Linked DNA regions of Mus musculus: region 2 is linked to region 1. The links are chromatin loops, found by intact Hi-C in ENCODE. Cell type or tissue: left cerebral cortex. All regions are shown on one strand. Each heading gives the region's core, and the rest is flanking DNA. Links, peaks and the distances in the headings are about the cores only. Region 1 holds the start of Cyp7b1 (cytochrome P450, family 7, subfamily b, polypeptide 1). Region 2 has its middle 100 kb from the start of Armc1.

Evidence for each region. Peaks named below come from ENCODE experiments on the same cell type or tissue, not always from the same donor. Only the 100,000 strongest peaks of a DNase experiment are listed, where the experiment ranks them.
Region 2: a loop joins it to region 1, with 3 times the contacts of the local background. A loop is called at or near these places in 3 of 42 quality-filtered maps.

Annotation. Positions count from the first base shown.
Region 1 is chr3:18,239,917-18,249,139 of GRCm38, reverse strand. It overlaps Cyp7b1 (cytochrome P450, family 7, subfamily b, polypeptide 1), which reads left to right and starts at 5,802. Exons shown (of 6, transcript NM_007825.4): 1 at 5,802-6,052. The coding sequence starts at 5,937. In left cerebral cortex, for the core only: CTCF peaks have their summits at 3,786 (motif pointing left) and 4,384; DNase peaks (open chromatin) are centred at 4,762, 5,379, 5,761, 6,096 and 1 more place; H3K4me3 peaks cover 1,672 bases; H3K27ac peaks cover 1,457 bases.
Region 2 is chr3:19,057,861-19,067,083 of GRCm38, reverse strand. No RefSeq gene overlaps it. Among named protein-coding and RNA genes, the nearest start is that of Armc1, 100 kb to the left of the region's middle. In left cerebral cortex, for the core only: CTCF peaks have their summits at 4,679 (motif pointing right) and 6,045; DNase peaks (open chromatin) are centred at 4,701, 5,101, 5,375 and 6,524.

The sequences.
Region 1 (9,223 bases), core at 1,651-6,650:
CTAACCAAATGAAAATATACTGAAGAAGGAATCCATTTCTTCCTTGTCAGAGAAGAATGATACATATAAGCACCCATGCATATGTATAAACATTAGCAAAACTTGCATTTCTAACTGAGCTTAGGTCTTGAGGTTTACTTATCAGTCTCTATAATACATTGACACTTCTTTGATTGATTATGTGTTGAGTGTAATTATAAAAATACCTTTATCCAGATAAAATGATAATTGTTCATATGGTAACAGAGAATATAAAAATTAATTTCAATTTATATACAAAATTTTATTACAGAAAGATATAAAATGTTATCAATAAAACTCTCCAAGCATACAAGTATATTATGGTAGGATAAAGTGTTGTGGAGAAATGGGATGAAAATATGAGTTCAAGGAAAAAAATGGAACGATGTAAAATTTCTGGTTGTGAAGAGCTTACTCCTGTATTTTAAAATTAATAATGGTGGGCAGGAAATTGTCACTGTGTTTAGAGCACATTTCTTTGATACGTGAAGAATGGTGATAATCCAATTTTATTTTAAATTATCAATAGCTAAAATATGCCAGTAATACTCTTTGAACCTATTTTAGGATTATAATTTTCATTGTCAGTTTAGAAATGGAAAAGAGTATATATCACTTTTTAAAATTCAAGATATGTAAATAATTCCTAAAGATGGGTGTCTCAACTGTATTCACACCTAGATAATTGCAAATTCATGAAATGAACTAATGAGGCCAGTGATGAAACTGGAAGATTGTTTGGCTCTAATCATATAAACATGACACTTCCCTCTGTGTCTTGGACTTGCTGAGTGTCTCAGTTAAGGTTTCTATTGCTATGATAAAACACAAGGATAAAAATCTTCTTGGGAGGAAAAGTAGTAGTCCATCACCAGAAAAGTCAAGGAGGGAACTCAAAGCAGGACCCTATAGACAACAACTGGTCCTGAGCTGCCAGTGTAGGGGTCCTGCTTACTGGCTTGCTCCTTCTGGGTTGCTCAGCCTGCTTTCTAATAACATCACCCACCCAGCACCACCAGCCTAGGAGTGACTCCAACTACAGAGATCTGTGACCTTCCATATTAATCATCAATCAAGAAAATACATCAGGGTCTTAGCCACAGAACAATCTAGTGGGTACAATCTAAATTAAATGTTCTTCTTTGCAAATCACCATAGCTTGTATCAAATTGACATAAAACTAGCCATCACACCAGTTTTCCTTCTGCCTATCATGTCTAGATAGTCTTTCTGTTCATCAGCTGACCCACAGCTTCCCCAATCTTCCACCATTTACTTAGGTTCAAATGTACAGACCTGGGTCTCTTCAGTTTACCCTTCACAGCCCAGCTTAGCTATTGGATATGCACAGACTCTCACTTTCTCTGTAGGTCACTACAAGAGACCTACATGCCTACCAGCTGTGAGGCTTCAGAGGTCTGTTGACATTTCTTTATGTGATCCTTCAGATTTCCCCTCAGTGGTCATTTCCTTAGCTCCAGAATAGAACACCATTTAAAATAAAACACAATTTAAAAGCTAAGAGAAATATGATATTTGAAGACAAAAATCTAGTAGAAGAGGAGATTCAGAAAGACTAAACTGTGCTATAGATAAACAATCGATCCTACATGCATATTATCCAGGAGGACTAGATACATAAAATGTTGAGTATTCTCTGAGTAGTATCTGTGAAATTTGTCAGAATTAAAACAAGACCATTCTTTGTCAAATTCTAAATAAAATAATGCATACTTCTATGTCATGTTGACAACAACTAGAATCATTTGGGAAGATGTAATTCAATTAAAATTGAATTCAATTGGAAGGCCACAGACTAGCCTGTGGGCAAGCCTATGGTATTTTTTCTTGATTGATGATTAATGTGGACGGCCCAGATGACTGTGGACAGTGGCACCCCTGAGCACCTGGTCCTTGGATCTATAAGAAAGTAGACTGAGCAAGCCATATGGCCAGTAAGCAGCACCCTCTATGACATCTGCATCAGCTCCTGCCAACAGGTTCCTGCTCTGCCTTGATTTCTGACCTGTCGTCACTCAGTGATGGACTGTTATATAGAAGTGGAAGTGAAAGTTGCTTTTGGTAGTGGTATTTTATCATTGCAATTGAAATTTGAACTTAAATATAAATTTAGGGAATTTCTGCAGGAGGGTAGAATTCTAACATACCTCCCAGTAGTTGTGTGAGCTTTACAAAGTTCTTGGAGAATTGTTGCTCCATAACAGGAACAGCTCACAAAAGCCTCTAACTCTCAGAAACACACATACACACAAAGTATAGGTATACAATGTTGTGAACTTGGCATGACATCTCCTTTGTTTTCAATCACTGTAGCTAAAGATTATTGTTCACAGCACTGTATTTAATTCTCTGCATAGGCCACTGACATGTGGACTCATCTTGCAATGCTCTGATATTCTACAATAAACTTAATTATCTTTTCAGAGTCTTTGTACATTATTTTGGTCAATTAACACTTTTCCGAGCATCAGTTCAGCCCAATCTCAAGAAAATATTTTCGACCTAAAAATGTTCCACCGGTGAACAGAGGTGGCCAGGGAGCCGGATGGAAGTGAGTGGTTGTTACTGAGTAACACATGCAGGTAGAAATGCATACTCTTCTCAGAAATCCAGGTTTGGAGAATAATCGAACTGTTGAAATTCCGGTGTCCGCTGGGGACAGAGAGTACGAGTCTCAGGACTTGGCATGGAAAGTTGGGTCAGATCACAAGAATGAATTGTTAGTCGGGATTGTGAATCTATAAACCAGAGTATTCAAACCTCAACTGTGCACAATCAATGCCAAACTGTTAGACAAGAAATAAAAGCTCACCAAGGCTTCCCTTCCTTTGGAGACAATGGGACCCATCTGTTCCACCATTTTAAAAAGCTGTTTCAAAATAATACATTCAGATCTTACCTACAATTGTACTTTATATTCAAAACAGAGGTTTAAATTGAACTACACTCGATATTGGTTGTGTACCTTTGCCTGTCCATCAGTCTTTTACCTGTTATATCATTGATTTATTTAAAGACAAGAATTCAGTTTGTTTGTCTTGAACTCATAACCTTTCCTCTCCCTCAACTCTTCCTAGTTCCTCCTCCCTCATCTCCCTCTCAGGATTTACTCCTACTCTATGTCTCTTCAGAAAAGAAAAGGCTTCCTGGGATATCTACAAAACACTACAACAAGTTAGAATAAGGGTAGACACAACCCTCATATCAAGGTTGGACAAGACAACCAGTAGGAGGAAAAGGGTTCCAAGAGCAGGCAAGAGTGAGAGACAGCCCTCACCCTCACTATTAGGACTCCTTCAAGAGCAACAAGCTAACAACCATAACCTATATGCAGAGAACCTAAATCATACCTGTACAGCCTTTGTGTACAGCTTTGTGTACAGCTTTGGTCTCTGTGAGCCCCTATGAACCCTGCTTAGTTGGTTCTGTGGACCATGTTCTCCTGGTGTCCTTGACCCCTCTAGCTCCTACTATCCTTCCCCACTTTCTTCTTCAGAGTTACCTGAGCTTTATCTAATGTTTGAGCATGAATCGAAGCATCTGCTCCCATCAGTTGTTGCTGGAGATAACCTCTCTGTTGATGATTGGGCTAGGCACTGAGTATAGCAGACATCACTAGGATTTTTTTTTTTTTTTTTTTTTTTGCTAGTCACGTCTGGTTCTAGCCTTGGTCTCTGGGCTATCCTGAACATCCAGGCAGTAGAGCAGAGGATGTAGGCTCCCTCTTGTGGTGTGGACCTTAAATTGTACTAATCGTGGTTGGCCACTCCCATAAGTTCTGTGCCACCATTACCCAATACTTCTTTCAGGCAGTAGAGGTTGCTGGTCATGGGTTGAAGGATTTGTGGCTGAGTTGATATATTAGTCCCACCACTTGAAACCTTATCTGGTTACGAAAGAGGGCCAGTTCTGGTCCATATTCTTTATTACTAGGAATCTTTGCTAGGGTCACCCTTAGAGATTCCTGTATGTTTCCATTGTACTACGTTTTCACATCAACCCCGAATCTGTCATAAACCAAACCCCTACTATATCATTTGCTTTGGGGAATGAGCAAAAGATTGGAACCATATGGACCCATTATTAAATTCTCTCATTGTTACTCCACAATCACATATCAACTAGTTTCTTTTCTTTTATCTACTACTAATATCTGTTCACTTCATCTCATAGTCTTTGAAAAGAAGACATTTTATTTTATTTTTTAAATGCTTTTTTTAAAGATTTATTTATTTATTATATGTAAGTACACTGTAGCTGTCTTCAGACGCACCAGAAGAGGGCATCAGATCTCATTATGGGTGGTTGTGAGCCACCATGTGGTTGCTGGGATTTGAACTCTGGACCTTCTGAAGAGCAGTCGGGTGCTCTTACCCACTGAGCCATCTCACCAGCCCTTATTTTTTTTTTTTTTGTTTTTTTGTTTTTTTACAGATCCAACAAACCACATATCATCCATGGCTTACACTTAAGAATGCCATCTTATAGTAAAGACCAGCTGAGTTTATTTCTTTATGATTCAATGTCTATTTCCTAAGAATTGGGCTATGTGTAACCTGCAACCTTAACTACAAATGGCTCTGCACTGCTTCTTCCAGAAAATGGCAGTCATGCCTTTCTTTCAAAAGCTATCTTGCTATGACCATCTTGTTATATTCTGCTCAGTAACTCCCATTCAGAAACCCCCTACCACTGGGTATAAAAACCTTGTCTTCCATATGTCCAATGCTGACCTCTTGGATCCCAACCTTAGGAGGAAGGAGCCCATGAAAACAAATAAAAACAGCTTGCTTTATTTTATGCAGGTCAGTGGTCTCTTCCGCAAGCCTTTGGTGTTAACACTTCTCATTGCACATGGAGTATTCATCACTTTCTTTCTGAGACTGAGACAGGGTAAAAACAGATCTGTGTGAAATGGTAAGTGGCACAGAGACCAGATTTGAAGTTGTTAGCAGTAACTGTTCGGGGATAGGTGAGGGTGGGAACTGTATCCTGTCCAGTGCATAAGATAGAGGTTTTGGAGTAGGATTTAATTAGATGCGTAAATATTTATCAACTAAGTCTACAAGACAACTTGAATATGGGTAATCAGGAAAAAAGGTGTGTGTAGGATGGGGGCTCTCCTGTGAAGTTAGCATCAGGTCTCTCTCTTCCTCAGCCACTTTCACTTTCTCTATTAAGGCAGGGCGCCTGTCCTCATGTTTCAGGTGTATCTGCTGAGTCATTACCGCAGCTCCCATGAGAAGATACTTTTCGAATGTCTTCCTTCTCTGCCTGTACAGTGTGCTGTACACTACGGACGTGGACTTGGTGTCATAGCTTGGTGTTACCTGTGGCTTCTTTCTGTGCTGTGCGTCGGCAGTTAAGACCCTGCCTTCTGCCTCTGGTGTGAACCTTTGCATATATTATGCCCTCAACCTCAATCTAAGCACAGTGGACACTGGTGGTGAAGGTGATGGGGAGCACAAACTGCAGTATCTGCCAGCTGTTTAGGATGACCTGTGCCACAGGGCCACTTTCTAAGGCTAGTGGGTGGGGAGAGCAGGGAGTCAGGCAGGGTCTCTTCTGCGAGCTCACTGCTGACTGACTCAAAAACACCCCCCCGCCCCCCAACCCCCAGGCTTCTGTGGCTCCATCTGGGGAAATCCTAATCCTTTCCCTCTTCCTTGGCAGGGTTCCTGTCACCGGAGCGGAGCGGAGCGGGAGGCGGTGCGAGGCGGAACGCTTGGGTCAGGGGGAGGCGGGGGGGAGGGGACTCCACTAACTTTGTAGTTCAGCTTTGGGGGCCGCTGTGACATTCTGCTCTGTGCAGCGGGCAGGCCACAGCCTCTGGTCTAGAAGAGAGGGCACTGTGCAGAAGCCATCGCTCCCTACAGAGCCGCCAGCTCGTCGGGATGCAGGGAGCCACGACCCTAGATGCCGCCTCGCCAGGGCCTCTCGCCCTCCTAGGCCTTCTCTTTGCCGCCACCTTACTGCTCTCGGCCCTGTTCCTCCTTACCCGGCGCACCAGGTAAGCGCCTGGCTGGCCACGCATGCGTGGGATCGCGGCCACGCGACCTCGTGGACACCCGAGTCCGGCAGGGATGGCGGGTGCAGGAAAACCTTGCTGCAGGACACTGGCATCTGCTGCAGCCAGTGGATGTCCTAATAAAGACTTCTTTCACCCTCCACACACTCACACACGGGCTACAGTTGAGAGGCCCGAATGGAGTTGCACCACGCAGGCTGTAGCTATTCAGGTTTGCATTAAGCATCAAGTATGGCCTTTTCGTGGGCCCATGGATATGTTGCAGCTCAGAGTTCCCTCTATTTCAGGAAGAAAATTTTCTTGAATTTCATTTAGCTCAAAGAGAAATGTTTTAAGAAAATGCAGGTGCAGGATATAGGTGCTGCTCTGTGCCTCAGTTTACCTGATTTTCCTTACTAGGAAAAAATAGAAACAACAGTATTTGCTATCACAAGTTTTCGTGAGGAGCAAAGGTGATAATAGTTATGTCTTCGCCCTGTTATTTTTCTCAGGACAACAGTAACAACAGCAAAACTCAGAAGGGCTTAAGTATCCTGCTTGAAATATGGATGTAGAGAAATACAACTAAAATTGTTCACTTCAAATTTATTTTCTTTTCCCACCAGTGTCTTATTTTTTTCCTACACTGTTTTCATGTTTTTTGTAAACCAAGCAGATTGATTTGCGGAAAATAGTAATTACAATTTAAATATCTGTCAGTATTTACTTGGATCAGTGAGCGTCATAACTTCTCTGGTTTTAGGGACAATGACACAATTGTACTGCACACACATATCTGCACACTTCTGAAATGTCAACTGAAAAATACTCAAGATAATAGCATTTCCACTTTCTCACATTGAGCTTTGAGAGAACTTTCCAGAGCTTTCCTGTCCCTCTTCTGCAGTCTTCAGCACAGGAGGGGATTGGATCTTTAACTTCAGCTCATGTGATTCTACACAGGCTCCAGCTTCTCCCCATGCCAGTTAAGTTGCACTTCCAGATTTGCAGACAGGAAGGTGATTTGTTTCAGTCTCCATTTACATGCAGGGCAGGAATCGATGGACCTAACTAGTTCATTCTAGACCATTGAGGGTAATCAAGTCAGATTGTGAAACTCAGGATAATGTCTCGGGGAGGTAGAAAGGCAAGGTAGGCTTTCCACAAGAAGCTCTTTGAATAAGCCAGTTTTTTTCTGTTCACTAAATAGTATTTGCTGAAATGTTCATGCCATCAGTTGTCAATTCCTTCATACCAGAAAGACTCCAATACAGGTCTATAGGGAACTGCATCCCATAGCAGCTGATATACACTGTCATGCACTATGGAAAGATAAGAGGATGTTCTAGCTCAGAGAGGCCTATGTGACTAATGAGAGAGGCCCATGTGACTAATGGCTTCTGTTTTCTGTACCTGGACAATTTATCACTGTAGGAAAGTCCTGTCTGATGTGACATGTAAATGGGAAAATATGACTAGAACAAAATATTCTCAATGCCTTATGTATGTTATATGCCTGAATGACTGGTAATACACAGATATAAATCACAGGAAAACACACTCTACTACAACTTACTTTTCTCACTTTATAGTATGCTTTAGGTGCCACTGAAAATGAACATAGAGAATAACACACACACACACACACACACACACACACACACACACTTGGATTAGTGTGGATATTGGAGTTGTAATAGATGTGAAACCTCCCTCAGTCATAATTTATATAACTACCAATGATCTATTAAGTTCTCTTACATACTACTGATGTCGATATTACAATTCATTTTGATTACATTAGTTGGATAAAGAAAATAAAGCTTCACTATTTTTAATTTCTCCTCTGTCTTTCACTCTGTTTCTGTGTTTGTCTGTCTGTCTCTCACTCTACTCCCCACTTTGAATGTGTGTGTGTGTGTGTGTGTGTGTGTGTGTGTGTGTGAGAGAGAGAGAGAGAGAGAGAGAGAGAGAGAGAGAGAGAGAGAAAGAAACAGAGGAGAGTGCTGCTGAGGGTCAAACCCAGGGCTTTACTCTATCATTGAACTACTTCCACAACAAAAGGTTCATTGAAAAAGAAAAAAAAATCCAACTTCTATAAACTTTTGATGGAGTTATCTCTGAAAGCTTCTTTACTAATTTGTTTTCTTTTTAGTTATTTCTGCCCACCCCCAGAGTTGGAATTGACCACAGCACCCTGTGTGTTCTAGGCAAAAACTCTACCACTGAGCCACACCCTCAGCCTTTTCTTATAATCTTTGTAGAACTTCAGACCCTTTCATATCTACTGCAATTATTTTACTATTTTACTTTGTATTTAAGAGTTTCTGGCTGGACAGTGGCGTTGAATGTCTTTAATTCCAGCACCCAGGAGGCGAGGCAGAGGCAGAGGCAGAGGCAGGCCAATCTCTGTGAATTTAATGCCAGCCTGGTCTATAGAGTGAGTTCCGGGACAACCAAGGCTATACAGAGAAACCCTGTCTTGGGAAAAAGAAAGAATGGAAGGGAGAGAGAGATAGAGAGAGAGAGAGAGAGAGAGAGAGAGAGAGAGAGAGAGAAGGAGGAGGAGGAGGAGGAGGAGGAGGAGGAGGAGGAGGAGGAGGAGGAGGAGAAGAAGAAGAAGAAGAAGAAGAAGAAGAAGAAGAAGAAGAAGAAGAAGAAGAAGAAGAAGAAGAAGAAGAAGAAGAAGGAAGAGGAGGAGGAAAGCAAACAATCGATCGAGTGAGAAAGAAAGAAAGAAAGAAAGAAAGAAAGAAAGAAAGAAAGAAAGAAAGAAAGAGAGAAAGAGAGAGAGAAGAAAGGAGAAAAAACCTCCCTTTGTAGAAATCTTTTAAGTCCTGACATGATAAAAATATCCAACTGTGTTTTCATTACCAATTAATTCTCAAGGAGATGATATACACACAGTGGTTACATTCAGTTTTTATCCTTTGAACACTTTTATCTAGAACATTTGTACTATAATGTTTTATAGGAATGCTGCATGTTCCAAAGCCAGTTGCTAGTTTTACCTACAAAATTGCTAAAACTCCGGGAGAACAAGGCAACCCAGAAGTTGTTTATTGTCCTTGCCTGTCTACCACTGTGTCTTCTGTTTTAACTTTGTCCCCCTACCCACCGCCACACATTTCCTTCTCTTATTCTTCATGAGCCAAGATCAGAGATTCATCAAAA
Region 2 (9,223 bases), core at 2,148-7,147, 820 kb before region 1:
AACCAGGATCAGAGGAAGGACAGGCTCCAGTCAGATATATCGAGGGCAGGTAACACTAGAGATAATCAGATGGAGGGAGGCAAGCATAATAACATAAGCAGCAGAAACCAAGGCTATTTGGCATCACCAGAACCCAATTCTCCCACCATAGCAAGTCCTAGATACATCATCACACTGGAAAAGCAACGTTCAGATCTAAAATCACTTCTTATGATAGTGATAGAGGACTTTAAGAAGGCCATAAATAATTCCCTTAAAGAAATACAGGAGAACACAAGTAAACAGCTTGAAGCCCTTAAAGAGGAAACACAAAAATCCCTTAAAGGATAATAGGAAAACACAACCAAAAAGGTAAAGAAACTGAACAAAACCATCCAGGATCTAAAATTGGAAATAGAAACAATAAAGAAATCACAAAGGGAGAAAACCCTGGAGATAGAAAAACTAGGAAAGAGATCAGGAGTCATAGACGCAAGCATCACCAACAGAATATAAGAAATAGAAGAGAGAATCTCAGGTGCAGAAGATACCATAGAAAACATTGATACAACAGTCAAAGAAAATACAAAATGCAAAAAAGCTCCTAACCCAAAACAATCAGGAAATCCAGGACACAATGAGGAGACCAAACCTAAGGATAATAGGTATAGAAGAGAGTGAAGATTCCCAACTTAAAGGGCCAGTAAATATCTTCAACACAATTATAGAAGAAAACTTCCCTAACCTAAAGAAAGAGATGCCCATGAACATACAAGAAGCCTACAGAACTCCAAATAGATAGGAAAAAAGAAATTCCTCCCGACACATAATAATCAAAACACCAAGAAATATTATTAAAGCAGTAAGGGAAAAAGGTCAAGTAACATATAAAGGCAGACCTATTAGAATTACACCAGACTTCTCACCAGAGACTATAAAAGCCAGATGATTCTGGGCAGATGTCATACAGACCCTAAGAGAACACAGGCTACTATACCCAGCAAAACTCTCAATTACCATAAATGGAGAAAACAAGATATTCCACGACAAAACCAAATTTACACAATATCTTTCCATAAATCCAGCCCTACAAAGGATAATAGATGGAAAATAGCAATACAAGGAGGGAAACTACGCCCTAGAAAAAGCAAGAAAGTAATCTTTCAACAAACCCCAAAGAAGTCAGCCACACAAATATAATTCCATCTCTAACAAGAAAAACAGGAAGTAGTAGCAATCACTTTTTCTCAATATCTCTTAAAATCAATGGACTCAATACCCCAATAAAAAGACATAGACTGACAGACTGGATACGTAAATAGAACCCAGCATTTTGCTGCATATAGGAAACTCACCTCAGTGAAAAGACAGACACTACCTCAGTGTAAAAGGTTGGAAAACAATTTTCCAAGCAAATGGTCCCAAGAAACAAGCTGGAGTAGCCATTCTAATATCAAATAAAACCGACTTTCTACCAAAAGTTACCAAAAAGGATAAGGAAGGACACTTAATACTGGTCAAAGGAAAAATCTACCAAGATGAACTCTCAATTATGAATATCTATGCTCCAAATGCAAGGGCACCAACATTCATAAAAGAAACTTTACTAAAGCTCAAAGCACACATCACATCACACACAATAATAGTGGGAGACTTCAACACCCCACTTTCAGCAATGGACAGATCATGCAAACAGAAACTAAACAGAGATACAGTGAAACTAACAGAAGCTATGAACCAAATGGATCTAACAGATATTTATTAAACATTTTATTCTAAAACAAAAGGGTATACCTTTTTCTCAGCACCTCATGGTACCTTCTCCAAAACTGACCATTTAATTGGTCATAAAACAGGCCTCAACAGATACAAGAAGTTGGAAATAACCCCATGCATTTTATCAGATTATCACAAACTATGGCTGGTCTTAAATTCCAACAAAAACTATGGAAAGCACACATACACATGGAAGCTGAACAATGTTCCACTCAATGATAACTTGGACAAGGAAGAAATAAAGAAAGAGATTAAAGACCTTTTAGAGTTTAATGAAAATGAAGCCACAACATACCCAAACTTATGGAACACAATGAAAGCAGTCCTAAGAGGAAAACTCAGAGCTCTGAGTGCTGCCAAAAAGAAACTAGACAGAACATACACTAGCAGCTTGACAGCACACCTGAAAGCTCTAGAACAAAAAGAAGCAAATATACCCAAGAGGAGTAGATGGCAGGAAATAATCAAACTCAGGGCTGAAACAAAATATCAACCAAATATAAACAAAAAGAACTACTCAAAGAATCAACCAAACCAGGAGCTGGTTCTTTGAGAAAATCAACAAGATAGACAAACCCTTAGCGGGCTTAACCAGAGGGCACAGAGACAGTATCCAAATTAATAAAATCAGAAATGAAAAGGGAGACATAACAATGAAATATATCTTAAAATATTCTGTTTGTTAAATGCTAACAGTTGAAAATATTAAAATCCTGTTCTACAAAAGCAATAAACGTATGTCACTCCCTCACATGAAGTAAGGAATTTTAACCACTAAGACTTGATCTGATGGCATCTTCCACTTTCCCTAGAAAGTGGCACAAACATTCGTGATCCAAATGGTTTCCAGGAATCCACATATCAGATCTGTGCTCCACAGAAGGATAGGCGAAGGAGCAAGGAAGTGAGTGCATACCCCATTAATGACATTTTCTGAAACCACTTTCAAGTGTGCTTAGTCATTGCTGACGTTTAGTAATGCCACTTCACTGAGCTGCAAATAAATCTATACCAAGAATATAAAAAAATAGTCCATTTCATGGTCAGACCTCAACTAAGGAGGCAGCATCCAGAAAAAAACCCTAGATGGGGTGTAGACCAGCACTGGCTACTGGCTCTGGGGCTGTGGCCTCTGTTTCATAAAGCAAAACTCTTGGACAAGCTTCCTCTGATTGCTTTCAGTTTGACATACTGTTTTGCAGGTAACAAATAGAGGTTTGGATGTTTATCAGTGCATGAGTTGGGGTGGAGCTCAGTGGTAAATTGTGTGCTTATCGCATGTAAAGTCCTGGGTTCAATTCCCAGCCAGTACCACTACTAACATAAAATGATTTCTGAAAGGTTGCATGTCATGTTAAAAGAGTGGATTCCAGGGGTGGAGTGGTGATGGGTACCCATCCATGAGGAAGAGCAATGGGAAAGAATTCCTTTTTAACCCTTTCTTCACTTGCTTCCCAGATGCTGGCATAAACAGTTTGCTTTCCCAAGTGCTCCCAAAGCAGTGTCTTGCTGTTGTTTTGGGCAATTTGATTTTGGTTGGGAGCATCACTGTATTAGTGAATTTCCTCAGGTGTTTTATTGTAGACAGAAAACTGGATCATACCTTGCCTAATTATTGCCCCCTGATAGCCAGTGCTTGCAGACTGTATGAAGGCTGAGAAACAGATGCTGCCTGACATCCATTTTCTCTATTGTTGCTTATACCACCGGCTTTAGCTTCACTCTGCTTCTTTGTTCTGTTTGGAGAACAGGGCTCCATCTTGTTCTTCTACTCAAGTTTAGTGTGGTGTTGTCTGTGGAGACACTCACCAGAAATCTGCATGGCCGAACTGACCTTCAGTTATACCATTCTATCATTCCTTATTCTTTTCCTAATATATGGTAGGTATTCTTATTCAATTTTATTTTAGTTACTAATGTATCATAGGTTTATGTTAGAAAGAACAACCAATTTGTTTATTTTCATGTGGATGAGATATTATTTTTTTCTACTGGCAATAGGTAAGGAAAGGCGAGGGTTTCAGATAAAGTATAAGACATTTGCTAGCAATTTAAATTTTTAATAAATAACACAAGGATATTTTTTCATATAAACATATTCAATTGTTGTTTATCTGAAATTTTAATTAAACTAGGTGTCTTTTCCCCCTCATGTGTGTGATGCAACCCTCTCTCGGTCTAGCCAATAGTCTATATATCTATCATATGGAGCCTAACAGAGTAGAGTTTCAGAGTGGCAGCAGGCATGGTCCCTCCTCTCCTCCTCCTCTACTGAGCCATCTGAATTATAAACATAGGCGTATGTTTATCCACTCTTCCACTTGTCTTGATGCTGTGCCCGAGGAGTGAAAGGTATATGCACTGTGCGAATGAGTGGACGCTGAGCCTCAGGTCCCACTCATGGGATTCTGAAGAGCACACAGAGCTTCCCTTGAAGATTCTGCTGCGTTCCTCCCCACGGGAAACCCGCATGCTTTCCAGATTTGCTGTGAAGGAGAGGTGAGGAGGTAAAGCAGAACTGCAGTGTTTTCAGCATGTCCTTAGTTCTCCAGATGATGCATTCTTTACTTTTAGTGTGTGTGTATGTGCATACACGTGTATGTGTGTGCACATGTCCCTGGATGTGCGTGCGCGTATATGTGTATGTATGCCACAGTGTGCATTGGGAGGTCAGAGAACAACTTGTGTGAGTCCATCTCCTACCATCTCAGGCCTTGGCAGCAATGCTTGCTATTACTGAGCCATTTCGCTGGTAGGCATAAACATTTTTCTTGGTAGGGTTATATATTATAAATGGTTTGCTACATAGATTAACTTATACTTTGTTCTATCAAATAAATGACTTTAAGTAATCAAAAAGACCTTTTCTTTCTTGTTTATTGGCAAGGTTGAGGTCGACCAGGCTTTTGGTGCTTTTCCTAGACAAACCACAAGATGGCAGCAGAGAAATGCTCATTTAAATTTCTCCTCTACAGGATTGCTACAAGTGCAGTAGGAAAAAAAATAAAAATAATAATAATAAAAATAAAAATGAACCCTAGTGACTTAGTTCTTTCTCAGCAGAGTGGCCAGTCAGAGCTCGCGGTGATTTCTGTCAGAAACAAAGAGTGTTTTATTTTCTTTATTAAAGTTAGTTTCCTTGTAGGCTGTGTTTAGAACAGTTAGATGTGGCGGTGTAGCGGTGTGCAGCTCTCCACGGGGTGGTGGTGGTGGTGGTGGTGGTGGTGGGCATCTCACTGAGCATTTCCCAGGTGATCAGCTGAGGAGCAATACACCTGGGCACTATATATCTTCCATCCCTCGCTCCTCCCCTTCCAGCAGATTCCATAATTTACAACCAGCTGGCCCCACCACACAGAACAGGAAAGAAAGGCCGCTCAGCGCACAGAAGCACTGGGCCACAGCACTGAGTACAGGAATCCAGAGAGTTGAAAACGAGCTCTGTAAGTTCTGAGCCTTGACATCTTGGATCTGAATTTCCGCGGGTGTGCTGAAAGGCTCTCTGAAAGGTTTGTGCCAGTGGCCTCCCGGAGTGGCTGGGATGAGAAAGGCCAGGAGCACCGCTAAAGGGGAAGGAAGGGGGAAAGAAGTGATTTGTAGGTATCAGGGCCAGCCTTGAGGAGAGAGTGGGAGGGCCAGAGGAGACTGGGCTGTGGAGGACTTGTCCCTCTGCAGTTCTCACCTGGACTCACTTCACACCCCACGTTGTGGGGTCTGCTCTCAAGTTTCCCCAGTGAGGACTTAACAATAGACTGTGGCAGGGTTTTGTTTTTTCCCCACTGAAGCAAAGAGGCTGCATTTCTGTTAATGACCTGGATTTTCTAACTTTAGGGTCATGAACTTCTTATGAAGTGACAATAGTATGTTCTATAGATACTATAGTAACAAATAAGACATCGTTATCCACTACTTGTTACATTAGAGTTCTTTGTTCCCCAGCTTAGGAACTTACACACACACACACACACACACACACCCCTCTGAACATGGATTTTTGTTTGTATAAATATAGGATGCTTGTTGAAAGTCTTTTTTTTTTTTTGTTTTTGTTTTTGTTTTGTTTTTTATACAGAAGTGAACAAAACAGGAAATACACTTTCCCACAATCTCCCCTGGGAAGCTTGTAGCTATCCTTCTGGAGATTATTCCAAAACCAAGATAAAGGTGCATATCTTTAAACAAAAGGAGACTTCACTGATACTGCTCTGCAGTTCCTGTTTAAATTTCACTCAGCCATAGGCATCTTCCACAAGTGCAGAGTTCCCTGCTGGTGACACGGAGTTCTCCAGGGGTGCTGCTGATAGGTGGCAGGTTTTTGTTTTTTGTTTTTGCTATGGTAAAAACGCCGAAGGAAACGATTTTGTGTATTTAGTTATGTACTTAAAATCTAACTCCCTTTTTCTTTTTCTTTTTTTTTTCAAAATGTGGAACCACCAGTGAAATAACTAATGAAAGCAAGCGATTACGTTGTAGACAGAGAATATCAAACAAGAACATGTTAATGGAACTCTCCTTTCTTTCTTACATTGTCAGGTGAAGTTGGTACTTGGCCCCGCTGGCTAGCCACATAGAGGTTCAGCTTCTCCACAGCAGGGATAATTTGAGAACTCCCTCCATCCTTGAAAGGGCTGTCCATCCGTACAGGGAAGTCTCTAGGAGCTTGGACAGGCGCTGGTGCAGGGTACTCCTTTGCTGGCTTTTATCTGCACAGCCAGCAGGCCTGAAATCTGGGCTCTCCGGGGAACCCCTGCTTTCCTTAGATTTCTCCATGGTGTGGGAGTTTTAAGGAGCTGAGGGTTTGAAGTAGGGGAAGCAGTGCTTTGTGCAGGGGAAGAGGGCCTCTGAGACTGCTTGTCTGCCGGTCCAGCGGAGCTTGTCTGTTTGCCTGGGGGCACTCAGGCCTCATGCAGCTGGTGACTGTGGCAGGCGCCTTTAGCGGTGCTCCTGGCCTTTCTCATCCCAGCCACTCCGGGAGGCCACTGGCACAAACCTTTCAGAGAGCCTTTCAGCACACCCGCGGAAATTCAGATCCAAGATGTCAAGGCTCAGAACTTACAGAGCTCGTTTTCAACTCTCTGGATTCCTGTACTCAGTGCTGTGGCCCAGTGCTTCTGTGCGCTGAGCGGCCTTTTGTTGTTATTTATCACGCTTAGAAAAAGCTCTCTTTACACTCCAATGTTCACACAAAAGCATCTGTTTGTGTTCTGGCTTTAATTGCTGGAAGTGTTGTAGAGTAGACTGTACTCCCATTGTGTGTTTGGTGTCTAAGGCAACATTAAGGTTCCAAGTGCCTTGTGACTTAGCAAACAGCAATGTTATGGTCTTGTGAGTAGCATGCACATGAAGGGGATCTACACACTTTCTGTCTGCTATAGCTGTAGTATTGTGTCTTGGTGAAGTTTAAGTAGTCAGGGCAGAAGGAAGAACTCTGCAGTCAGTAATGGTGACAAGTGAGGCAGGTGAGTGAATTGTTTTTGTGGCTGAGCAAAATTGACAATGAGTACCATCAGGGAACGATCTTCAGTGCGTAGGGAAGGCTGATAGGCAAAGGAATGAACCTGGGCCCCAAAGAAGAGTGGAAAGTAGAGGCCATGGGGAGTTTTGTGTTCTAGTGAGAGTCCAGGTAAGGCCTTCTCATGAGATGGGGAGATGGTGTTTGAACAGGGTCAGCCTGGAGCAGATGGAGAAAGCACACAACGACAGAGATTCTGTATGCGTATTGAAAGTGACCTTGGCAGTGTTTCCTGATAGTGCATCTCCCTAGTATGGCTCCAAGGAATGAAGACATTTTTTTGTTTTAGAGATGAGACCTCACTATTTGCCAAGACCAGCCTTAAAACCCTGGGCTCAACTGATCCTTCTGCAGCAGCCTCTAGCATGGCTGAGGCTGCAGGCATTCACACTGTAACTGGCTCTGAGAGACCTCCTAAAAGGCTGAGTAGAGAAGCAGAAGAAACTTAAAAGATAGGGCATGGGAAGAACAGCGAAGAGAACGGCCTGGGAGAGCCTGTGTATACAGCACCGTCTGCCTCGGAGCTCTGCACTGTGTTTCTAGGACTGCAGCCATTCCTCATGGCCCTCCTGCCTGCCCACTATCTCTCTCTTCACCCAGTAGCTCCCAGGAGCCTCTGAAAAGCCAAACCTTTCTACTGCTCCACTGGAAACCAGAAGTGGCTTTCCATGTCGTTTCTGGCTTGCGAGGTCCCATAGGGCCAGCCCTCCTCCCTCTCTGGATGGTCTATGTGTTCTGTCCATCTGGTGCAGCCTGAGCTCCTTGTTCAAATGCCATCTAACCATCCCATAAGCAGGCCCTCTCTTGGCTCCAAAGACTCCTAACCTGTCCTCAAGGCCTGTAGGACTCCATTATGGTTTAAAGAGTGAAACTGCCTGTTTCAAGCAGAAAATTGCCCGTGTCAGCAAGAAGAGTGAGTTTATAGGGGAAAAAAGGAGAACAGCAAGAGAGAAAGTTGTGGGAAATAGTTATGGCAAACATCAATAAAATTTGGCAACCAATTCAGTGTTGTGTCTGGGATGGAGGGAGAATTCCATGTGACCTGAAGGCTTTGGGTTGGTGCTTTTGAAGAGATGCTGGTTGTCTTTCCATCACTTAGAAACGAAAATAAGGGGGAACCAGGCAGAAACACTAGGTAGCTGATCTCATGAGTTGCTTGACTTGATGAGGAGAGGAGACAGGACACCTCGAATCCCGTAAACCAATGAGCTCCTTGAAGATGCCTAGGCACCCTTGGACTTCAGGTGGTATCCTGCTGTATCATGGTTATGTGGATGTTTTAGGTGAGATTTCTGGACCATGGGTGATGCAAACATGGTTGGCAAGGATTTCTAGACCTTGTCCTCCAAGTATCCCAACAGGATTGGAGGTAATTTTTTGTTCCTGCTTGGGAACAAATTTTGGGCAGAACAGAGATAGGGAGAGATATATAAATCAGGCATTTAGATGACTAAAGGACATGATGAAATTCCTTCTGCTTTTGTCATTGTAAACGACTAGGTGACAAATAAACTTCCTGACCGTTTTCTGAACAGGTCATGCAACAGATGCCGCCGTCCATCCATAGTGGACAGCTTTACCTTCACAAAGGAAACCTTCGTGCCCCCAGAAGCTGCTGCTCCTCATCTTTCTTATTCAACAGAACTTGCTTAGGCCCTGCTTTGTGTCCATTGCCAGCCACATTTTAAGAATGTGAAATTGATTAAGGATGTTGAACATTTTTAAAGGTGCTTCTCAGCCATTCAGTATTCCTCAGTTGAGAATTCTTCGTTTAGTTCTGTACCCCATTTTTTAGTGGGGTTATTTGAATTTCTGGAGTCCAGCTTCTTGAGCTCTTTGTATATATTGGATATTAGTTCCCTATCAGATTTAGGATTGGTAAAAATCCTTTCCCAATCTGTTGGTGGCCTTTTTGTCTTATTGACAGTGTCTTTTGCCTTACAGAAGCTTTGCAAT